2 separate regions of the Mus musculus genome follow, and region 1 is linked to region 2. Evidence: chromatin loops called from intact Hi-C (ENCODE). Cell type or tissue: heart. All regions are shown on one strand. Region 1 overlaps Bbc3 (BCL2 binding component 3). Region 2 holds the start of Zc3h4 (zinc finger CCCH-type containing 4).

Region 1 (5,000 bases), 86 kb before region 2:
GTCACGTGAGGCCAGTGTTTTCTGTCTCTGCATTAGGTGTGTGTGCTGCTGGGCTCTGTGTGTGTGTGTGTGTGTGTGTGTGTGTGTGTTTTCTGGGGCTGACAGTTGGCTGTGGTGTATTGGGGCTGAGAGTAGAGGCTGGACCTATGGCTTCTACCAGCTGCGGCTGGTGCCTCCCGATGTGGCTGCCCCGCACACGAGGGGGGATGATGTATCTGGATATGATGACTTGTGTCTATGTGTGGCTGTTGTGTCCCAGGAGCTCAAAGTTGGGGGGGGGTGCACATTCAGGTGTGTTTTGAGATGATGGTGGTGCATGTGCTAAGGAATAGTAAGGGGGGTGTCTTTGGGTTGTCTGTGTGTATGCGGGAGAAACACGTTGAAGACTTGAGTCTGTTGTGCTTCAGTGTGTGACGGCTGCATTGTGGGCGGGTGAGCGCTGGCATGTCAGCAGCGGGTCAGTGTGAGACTGGTGTAAATATGTTGAAAGGGCTCTGGATGGCTGTGTGTGCATGTCTGTGTCCCCATGTGTTTCTGGGTGAGCCACCTCACTGGGGGAGCGGGAGGGGCGGTAAAGTTGGACACTTCTCTGAGTTCACTGGTGTCTTCCCATTACACACACACACACACACACACACACACACACACACACACACACGGTTCTCTGACAGCACCGTGTATCCTGGGAGCCCCAGCACCCCTTCTGCGCTCTTCTCTGTTGAGAAAGTTCTCCCTGGCCCAAGCCCTGAGAGTAGTAGGCAGTTTTCCTGGTGGGTTTTGCTACAAACCCCAGACGCAGTCTGTGCGCCCCTCACCATGTGTCCCGGCCAGGCTGTCCCTGGGGTCATCCCTTCCTGGGTGGGAGTGACTTCCAGGCAGGGTGTCTGCGAGGTGGGGTCCTGCAGGCCCCCCCCGCAGTCGCCCCACTGACCTCCCGCCGTGTCCCGCAGGCTCCAGGGAGCGCCATGGCCCGCGCACGCCAGGAGGGCAGCTCTCCGGAGCCCGTAGAGGGTCTAGCCCGCGACAGTCCGCGCCCCTTCCCGCTCGGCCGCCTGATGCCCTCCGCTGTATCCTGCAGCCTTTGCGAGCCCGGCCTGCCCGCCGCCCCTGCTGCCCCTGCCTTGCTGCCGGCCGCCTACCTCTGCGCCCCCACCGCTCCACCTGCCGTCACCGCCGCCCTGGGGGGCCCCCGCTGGCCTGGGGGTCACCGCAGCCGGCCCAGAGGCCCGCGCCCGGACGGTGAGTGCCCGCCCCGCACCCGGGGAAGCTGAAGCGGGAGTGGAGCTGAGTGGGGCCACCGGGAGGGTGTGGCCAGTGTGGTCTTTGTGTAGCAAGAACCAGGAAGACAGAGTGGGAGACATGGATGGAGGGGCCAAGTCGAGTGGGAAGTCCCTCTTAGAATCTGACTGCAGTCCCCGGAGTTGCAGTCCACGTCCCTTCCCGGGCCTCGGGCAACAGCTGTTTCTCAGCTCCCCTCCCCCAGCCCGGGTCCCTGGGCGCCCCCCACCCCCATGAGGATTGCAGTGGGAAGGAGTGTGGCCAGTGGGAGGACTGTCACCTCAGGACTTTGGGGAGGGGTCGGAGGCCTTACCCTTTTATTTGAATCTCTTTGGCACTGGCAGGGTTAGTCCGCAGTCCCCCAGGAGGAAGGAGAGGGGGAGGGGCCATTGTGTTGGGAAAGTCCCCCTCGGGGAGAGGGTGAGGCTCAGGGAGGGAAGGGTTAAAGGTCCCTCGCCTGATGGGCTGTTAACCCTGTGGTGCCCGGCTACGGGGAATGACCATCTGGGTTTCCCTTTCTATTTGCCCCCACCTCCCCATGAAGAGAGAAAAACTTTCCAACTTTCCCTGCGTTTCAGGACTAGGTTCAGAGATAATGGAAACTGAGGCTCAGGATCTAGTGTGACAGGACCGAGGCACAAGGATGAGTGCCAGAGGGGGTGGAGCACAAAGTCTAACCCAGTACCCCTGCCACCCTCACCCAAACCCTAGTCCTCTTGGGTTAGTCCCAGTTTGGCCTTCTGGTCATCAGGCCAATGCCACATCCGGGGGTGTGGCCTCACTGTGGTTGGGCAGGAGTGAGCTGGAGACCTGAGGGTAGTGACTGGGTGGGGTCAGTGGCGGTATCCCCGTGTGACCTTGGTCACTTCTATGGGTGGAGCCTCAGTTTCCCCGTCTGTCAAATAGAACAGGCTAGATTTGACCCTGTATTAAAATAGGGGTACTTAGGTCGGATAAGTTGAGGGACTTCCACATTCATATGAGCTTTAATGGGTAATTGACCATCCAGGTGACCCCAGAGCCACTTCCGTAAGACCCCTTTCTAGGGCCTGTGGGAAAGAGTGGGAAAAAGGGAATTTCTATGGCTGAGTGGAGAAGAAAGCACAGTGTAGCTCCTGGGCGCCTCCGGGCAGACTGGGTGGATGGTGACCACGCCCCTTTCCCCTCACCCAGGTCCTCAGCCCTCCCTGTCACCAGCCCAGCAGCACTTAGAGTCGCCCGTGCCCAGCGCCCCGGAGGCCCTGGCAGGAGGCCCCACCCAAGCTGCCCCGGGAGTGCGTGTGGAGGAGGAGGAGTGGGCCCGGGAGATCGGGGCCCAGCTGCGGCGGATGGCGGACGACCTCAACGCGCAGTACGAGCGGCGGGTGAGTGCGGGGCGGCAGGCAGGTGGGGAGGGGGCTGCACACCCCGCCAGATGTGCTGCAGCTGCTGGCCCAGCGCGCGCGAGGTCGCGCCAGGGACAAGCAGATGGGGGTGTGGGGGAAGGAATGGATCTGCTGGATGCTGGGATCCGGTGTGGGCCAGATCAGGACTGGAGCCCCTAGCCAGGGTCGGGGAAAGCTACTCGGAGCCCGCGGTCGCGGGGACTGAGGGCGGCGCTCGGCGCGGCGGCTCCTATATCCCGGGCTATTTATAGCCGGTGAGTCAGCAACGCGCCGCGCCCGCCGCGCCCGCCCCCGCCGAACTGCGCCCCGCAGCGCCTCCCGCCGGCTGCTTCGCGCCGGCACCTCCCTGGCTCGGGCCCGCCACTTGGTGCTCCTAGATCGGAGCCCCCCATGAAACCCCCAGAGCCCGGTTCCCGCCCCTAGCGCTGTGCACTCTGCACATGGCCCTTGCATTGTTTGCTGATTTCAACAGAGAGAGAGAGAGAGAGAGAGGCGCACCCCACTGACGTTGGATGGGTACAGGTCCCTCACTCTGCTCCCTGGCCCTGTCGCCTACCTTTTGTAAAAGGGACATCCTCCCAGCAGCGACTCACTCCCAGCAGGTGTTTTTTTTGCACCCACTTACATGCACAGCCAGGGGCGTTGTTTTTAGCTCCCATCCTGGCTCTGGCGCGCCTTCTAACTATGGCTTTCCAAAGTCCTCCATCTCCTTCATTGGTTACCACTGAGCAAATCCTAGAGACTAGGCAAGTAGCATGGCCCGGTGGCAGCATCCCGTAATCCCACCTACTCAGGGAGGGAGAAAGAAAGTTCAAAGCCAGCCTGGGCAACCTAGTGAGTGATATTCTGCTTCAGAAATAGTCTTTGAAGTGGCTCAGAGGATAAAGGTGCTTGCTACCAAAACTGATGAACAGAGTTCGATTCCCAGGACCCACTTAGTAAAAGTCAAGAGTCTAATCTTACATAGTGTTCTCTAACCTCCACATGTGCACACACAGATCCCCCCTCTCTCTCTCTTTCTCATACACACACAGACACACACACACACACACACACACACACACACACACATTAATGGTTAAGAGAACTCTTACAGAGAACCAGGGTCAGGTTCCCAGCTGACAACTGCCTGTAATTCCAGGTCCAGGGATCCAATGCCTTCTGGTATTTGCCAGCACGTACACATTAGTTTGTTTGTTAGTTAGTTTGTTTTTTAAAGATTTATTTATTTTATGTTTAATGAGTACACTGTTGCTGTCTTCAGACACAGGAGAAGAGAGCATCAGATGGTTGTGAGTCACCATGTGGTTGCTGGGATTTGAACTCAGGACCTCTGGAAGAGCAGTCAGTGCTCTTAACGGCTGAGCCATCTCTCCAGCCCACATATTATTTTTTTTTTAGTTTTATTTATTTACTTATTTATAATTCAGGGGAGGCTGATGTAGCTCAGTTGGTAGAGTGCTTGCCTAGGAGAGAGACACTGACCCTTAGGTCTGTGGGTCAAGGTCACCCTCAAATACAGTTTCAGTTCCAGGACATCCTGTGCGACATGAGGTGAGGTCTCAAAAACAGGAAGATTTTTTTCTTTTTTTTTCTTTTGTTTTTTCGAGACAGGGTTTCTCTGTGTAGTCCTGGCTGTCCTGCAACTCACTCTGTAGACTAGGCAAACTGGCCGGGAACTCAGAGGTTCTCTCCTCCTGCCCTTCCCCCACTCAAGTGCTGGGCTTAAAGGTTCCACTCAGCTGAGCTTTTTTTTTTTTTTTTAAACACATGCCTGGAATCCACCAGTGAGTGGCAAAAGGTGTGGCTTAGCAGCAAACATTGTCTAGCATTAGTGTTTTCTCCTCTTTTCTAAGAGATGGCCATCTCTGGCTTGGCCCATGTGCTGTTGTCTTCAGAGTGAACACCCAGGGCTCCGTGCTCCCCCTAATAGGCTAAGTATAATGATAGTGAACTCACAAGGTGGCATCCACCACCTCGCCCAGTTGCAAGGAGGAGGAGGGCACAGGAGGCCTGGGCTAGTTCTGGGCATGTACTCTAATAGGGTCATTAGCCTGACATCTTCCAAATGGATTACATTCTTCACAACCAAGAACATGAGCCCGGTGGATCTGCTTGGCCATAACCAGTGGAAGGACCAAATAAAAGCTTGCTCTCTCTCTCTCTCTCTCTCTCTCTCTCTCTCTCTCTCTCTCTCTTCCGTTCTTCCTTCCTTCCTTTCTCCCTTCCTTTCTTTCTCTTTTCTTTTCTTTTCTTTTCTTTTCTTTTCTTTTCTTTCTTTCTTTCTTTCTTTCTTTCTTTCTCTCACTCTCCCTCCCACCCTCCCTTTCCTTCCTT
Region 2 (5,000 bases):
ACAAAGTCTTGCTATTTAGCCCTGGGCAAAAACACATTGAGTAGTAAAAATGACCTTGCTGGGATAAAGATCTATCGATCTAGCCCAGCTAGACCAATGACCACTTCCTTTTACCACGTGGAACCCAGCTGACCCTGGCTGATCTCAGGTCTCTGTGTAACAGCTCTGGCTGTCTTGGAACTTTCTCTATAGAGCAGGCCGGCCTCAACCTCAACCACACAGAGATCCACCAGCCTTTGCCTGTGGTGTGCTAGGATTAAAGGCATGTGCCACCACCTACCTTTCTTTCTCTCTTTCTTTCTTTCTTTCTTTCTTTCTTCCTTCCTTCCTTCCTTCCTTCCTTCCGTCCTTCCTTTCTTTCGATGTATTTATATGAGTACTCAGACACACCAGAAGAGGGCATTGGATCCCATTACAGATGGTTGTGAGCCACCATGTGGTTGCTGGGATTTGAACTCATTGGAAGAGCAGTCAGTGCTCTTACCCGCTGAGCCATCTTGCCAGCCCGCACCCTTATTTCTTTCTTTCTTTTTTTTTTTTTTTTTTTGGTTTTTTGAGACAGGGTTTCTCTGTATAGCCCTGGCTGTCCTGGAACTCACTTTGTAGACCAGGCTGGCCCCGAACTCAGAAATCTGCCTGCCTCTGCCTCCCAAGTGCTGGGATTAAAGGTGTGCCCCACCACCACCCGGCCGCACCCTTCTTTCTTGACAAGAGCTATTTAGCTCAGTCTAGCCCTATTAATTAGGAACTGAGGCTGAGGATGTGTCTCAGAATTTGTGTAGCAAATACAAGGCTTTGGGTTGCCCAAAAGAAATTAGATTAAGAATTGCATCCTGGGGCTGGTGAGATGGCTCAGTGGGTAAGAGCACCTGACTGCTCTTCCGAAGGTCCAGAGTTCAAATCCCAGCAACCACATGGTGGCTCACAACCATCCATAACAAGATCTGACTCCCTCTCCTGGTTTGTCTGAGGATAGCTACAGTGTACTTACTATAATAAAAAAAAAAAAAAAAAAAAAAAAGAATAGCATCCTGACAGGAGGCTCTAGCAACCAGTCTGAGATAAGTGGCTCACAAGTTTCTCAGAAGAGTTTTGTGTCCAGGCCCCCATGTTAGCATACAGAACATCCAGCTGACCTGCATCCAGGTACCCAGTGATGGTTTTAGTCTTCACCTCCTGCTGCCAGGTTTGGCAGGTGTGTGTTCCTGACAAAAGGACTCCCTAAACCCAATTCCCTGTCTCCCCCACACACACCTCCCGTGTGTGTTTTCTGAAATCTCTCTCTTCCCATTTCTGTTCCTGGTGCCCCTTTCTGACTGTCCTTTGTTCTTATGGCTCTGCTCCAGTCTGTCTGCCTTTACCCCTTCTCCAGACCCTCACTCCTGTCCCTTCCCCCCCCAATAAATTTCTTTATACCAGATGACGAGCTGTAACATCTAAGGGGCATACCTTTGCATGGGCCCACCCTTGCTGCATTGTATTTCATGACACCCCACCCCTGCATTTCAGGAGAAAAATGTTTTGTTTTTTCCTCTTGTCACTGGGCTCCGACTCTCTTCTTCCTTGTCCCTGCCTTGTCCCGTGATCCCGTCTTTCCCTTTATTCTTGCATGAGGTTAGAGGATGTGCTATCATTGGGGAGTCGGTTCTTCCACCATGCGGGTCAGGCGGATCTTGAGTTTCTCACTTTTCTGCCTTCACACTAAGTGCTTCTGGGGCCACCGCAACTGATTCTATAAGGTGCTGCGGATGAAGCTATGGGTTTTGTGTATGCTTAGAGGCTAGCACTGCTAACTTCAACTTTTCCGCATATCCTGACTCCAAACACTCGGTCTTAAGCCAGTTAAGCTTCCAGCCTTCGCGTTCAGTCTCCATCTACAAACTAGGAATATCAACTTGGGTAGGAGGTGAAACTTCAAAATACTTTTGTTAGCGGTTTAAGAACCCGGTCAAGATCTCCACTTCGCCCTCACAGTTGGCACCACCCTTCTCGCCTCCAAGGATGACGCCACTGGCTGAGTTATGTAGTGACGTCATCTCCGGGCCGCCTCTTCTCCAGCCCCTCTTCGGGAACGACCGACTCCTGGGACCGGTCTCCGGCTTTCGGTTAAATTTTTTCCCCTCCCATTATTCTCCCACCTAAAACTTTGGGCTCTTCCCGCCTTCCTTCAAACTAGCAATTTTCGGCTCTTCTCGCTTGCTTTGGGGGCGAGTTCCTGAAAGTCATTTACCCTTGAGTTAATTAATCGCCTTTCTAGCCCCACCCGTTCAGCTTATTCGCTAATTCCTATTCGCTCCGCTCAATGTATTTCGGCTACTTCCGCCTCCTCCCGGGATCCCTTCCCTGACTTCGGCTCTTTCCGGACTCTCGCCTCGCCCCCCCCCAGGGGGGGGCTTCTCCCATCCCGAAGCGCTTCGGCTATTTCCGGCTCTCCCGGCCTTCCCTAGCCCCGCCCCCACGACCACCCTTGGTCCTTTAGGTGGGTCTCTGATCCGCTCCGCGTTGCTGCAGTGACCTAGATCTTCCCTCGGCTCTTTCCGGCTTTTTTCAGAGTCTCGTTAATCTCAGCTGTGTTCGGCTCTTTCCGTGCCCTCTCCTCCGCCTCGCCCTTCCGCTTCGGCTCTTTTCGCCGACTTTCGGGCGGGCTGGCTCTGCCCTTCTCCACGTGACGCTCCTCCGGCCTCTCCGCTACCCCCTCCCTCCACGCCCTTCCTCCGGCTTCAGCCTCCGTGCTTGTCCCGGCTGTGCCGCCATTTTGTGTGAATTCCTGACCGCGGCGGGGGCCCGGCAGCTGGGGCATCTAGGGCGGGCAGACAGTCGGCCCATCTCCATAGCCCGATCCCTCTTCTCCCCGATTTTTTTTTAACCATCCCCCCTGCTCGCTCTCCTCTCCCCCCCTTTCCCTTCGCTTGCTCCGTCGCGCGCGGGCCCGCGCTAATTACACCCAACCACCCACCAGTGTCCGTGTCCCCCGGGTCTCAGGCCTTGGGGGGCCGCGTGTGTGTGTGCGTGCGTGTGTGGCGGAAGGGGACCTCTCGTCCCGATGAGGGTCCCGTGCCCGTGAGCGAGTGACCTCAGGGCCAGGCTGCGGAGAAAGCAGGCGGCGGGCGGCCTTGCCGGGGCCTAGGCCTCGCGGCCTACGTGGAAGTCGGCTCAGAGGTGACTCCGAAACCGAAAAAAAAAATACTCGATATCGATCTATGTATCTATATGCCCAGTTCCCATCAGGAGGCCCCGGAGCGCTGAAGTGTGCCCCTCCCGCCACGCCCAAGCAGTCCTTTTTGGTGCATTAACATCCCCTCCCCCTCAAAGGAACGATGGAGGCCGTGCCCGGGACCCCCCCGCCGCCGCCATCAGAGTCGCCACCGCCGCCATCGCCACCGCCGCCATCAACGCCTTCGCCTCCTCCGTGTTCCCCCGACGGCCGCGCGGCCACCCCGCACCTCCTCCACCACCGCCTCCCGCTCCCTGACGACAGGTCAGGCCCCCCGGCCTGGGCCGGGCAGCGTCCCCCGTGGGAGGGGGGGAGGAGGAGGAGGAAGGGGACGGCCGCCATGTTGGGCCGGGCCGCGGAGGAGGAGGAGGAGGAGGAGGAAGGGCGGGGTCGGTGGGTGTCTCTAGCTCGCTCGCTCTTTCTCGCTTCGCTTTCTCTCCCGGCCTCATGCGTTGCCCCCCCTCGCGGCGTTCGCCCGCTCTCCCTCGCTCTCGCTCTGTCTTTTTTTGGGCGCCATGCTGAGGGGAAGGTGAGGAGGCGCCCCCCGGACCCCCCGCGCCCGCCGGTCTGTCGGTCCGTCCGCCCGCCCGGGGCACGGGCCGCCAAGGGGGTGGGCTTGCCGAGGCCCATCAGCCTCCTCGGCCGCCCCTGCTCCGGGAGCTGGCCGTCAGCGGCCTGTCGCCTGGCTTCGGGGAAGGCTTTTGGGGGAGGGGCCCCCGGATTCTCTTGTTTTAGGGGCATCTCCAGCTTGCAGCTCCTCTCTTAAGGGGTTCGGAGTTGGGGGTCTTCCCAATCCCCTACAGTATCCTTTCTCCTGGGGGACGCATACCCTGTCCATTTTGGATAGGTACCCGAGTCTAACGGAGGCAGAAAAATGGGGGTTTGGATCAGCCTTCGCTCTTTCGTTCTAAGGAGGACTCCTTAGGATGGGGGCTCTGGTGCACTTTTAATTTTTTGGCGGGAGGTATTTTCTAGCTTCTCCCTAGAAGGCAGGCAGGTAACGGGTGCATTTCCAGCTCTTTTGATTAAATCCCCTGACCTTCTTTGGAAACCCTATTGGTTTTTTTTTTTTTTTTGGGGGGTCCCTCTCTTTTTGTAGGTAGGTGACAGTCAGTGGTGGAGGGTCCTTAGTTTTAAGGTTTTTGTTTTTTTGCGGGGGGGTTGTATGAAGGTTGCTTTTCCTGCATTGGATAGTAGAGGAAGTTGGCCACCGCTTTCTCCGGGCATCGCCCCCTCTTTGGGGCAAAACAGGGTGCAATCGCCCCCTTGGGAGCAAAGATCTCCCCCGTGTGCTTTGGCAGGACGTGAACTGTGGCGCCTCTTGTCCTCTAGTGCGAAATGGGTTCCCCACGCCCTTCTCTGGCGGGTGATAATGGGACCAGCCCTGCGTGTTTTGAGGATGAGAGGTTTGGGGCCATTTTTGCCCTGCTGGAGCCGAAAGATAAGGGGTACATAGTTTGCTGATTCCTGGGAGCTGGAGTGAGTAGGTTTGAAAATAGGTGGGTTTCAGGGAGCAGAAAAGCTAGTCTTGCAGGCGGGGGTGGGGGTAGGGTGGAGAATGCGCTAGACAGAAGCCTCGCTCGCAGCCGTCAGGGAACCGCAGAGGACCCCTTCAGACCATGGGTCTCAGCCCTTTCTCCCCACTCCCACCTCCTGTTCTCCCTTTCTCCTTCACAGACCCTCCTTTGCCTTTTAAAAGAAATGCCACCCACATTCAAAGACACAGGTGCAGCAGTTTGGTGAGCTTTTTTTACAATTTTTTTTTTCCTGTTTTGTTCTAATTAAA

What was found. Hi-C counts contacts between places; a loop is a spot of excess contacts. Peaks named below come from ENCODE experiments on the same cell type or tissue, not always from the same donor. Only the 100,000 strongest peaks of a DNase experiment are listed, where the experiment ranks them.
Region 1: it touches region 2 in a loop (8-fold over the local background); 3 of 42 quality-filtered maps call a loop at or near these places.

The regions. Positions count from the first base shown.
Region 1 is chr7:16,311,176-16,316,175 of GRCm38, forward strand. It overlaps Bbc3 (BCL2 binding component 3), which reads left to right. Exons shown (of 4, transcript NM_133234.2): 2 at 951-1,239; 3 at 2,452-2,642. The coding sequence starts at 966. Among named protein-coding and RNA genes, the nearest start is that of Bbc3, 4.1 kb to the left of the region's middle. In heart, a CTCF peak has its summit at 3,015; DNase peaks (open chromatin) are centred at 1,686, 2,046, 2,516, 2,836 and 3 weaker places; H3K4me3 peaks cover 3,601 bases; H3K27ac peaks cover 3,692 bases.
Region 2 is chr7:16,397,564-16,402,563 of GRCm38, forward strand. It overlaps Zc3h4 (zinc finger CCCH-type containing 4), which reads left to right and starts at 3,633. Exons shown (of 14, transcript NM_198631.2): 1 at 3,633-3,743. The coding sequence starts at 3,730. In heart, a CTCF peak has its summit at 963 (motif pointing left); DNase peaks (open chromatin) are centred at 2,038, 2,458, 3,498, 4,528 and 2 weaker places; H3K4me3 peaks cover 3,899 bases; H3K27ac peaks cover 3,947 bases.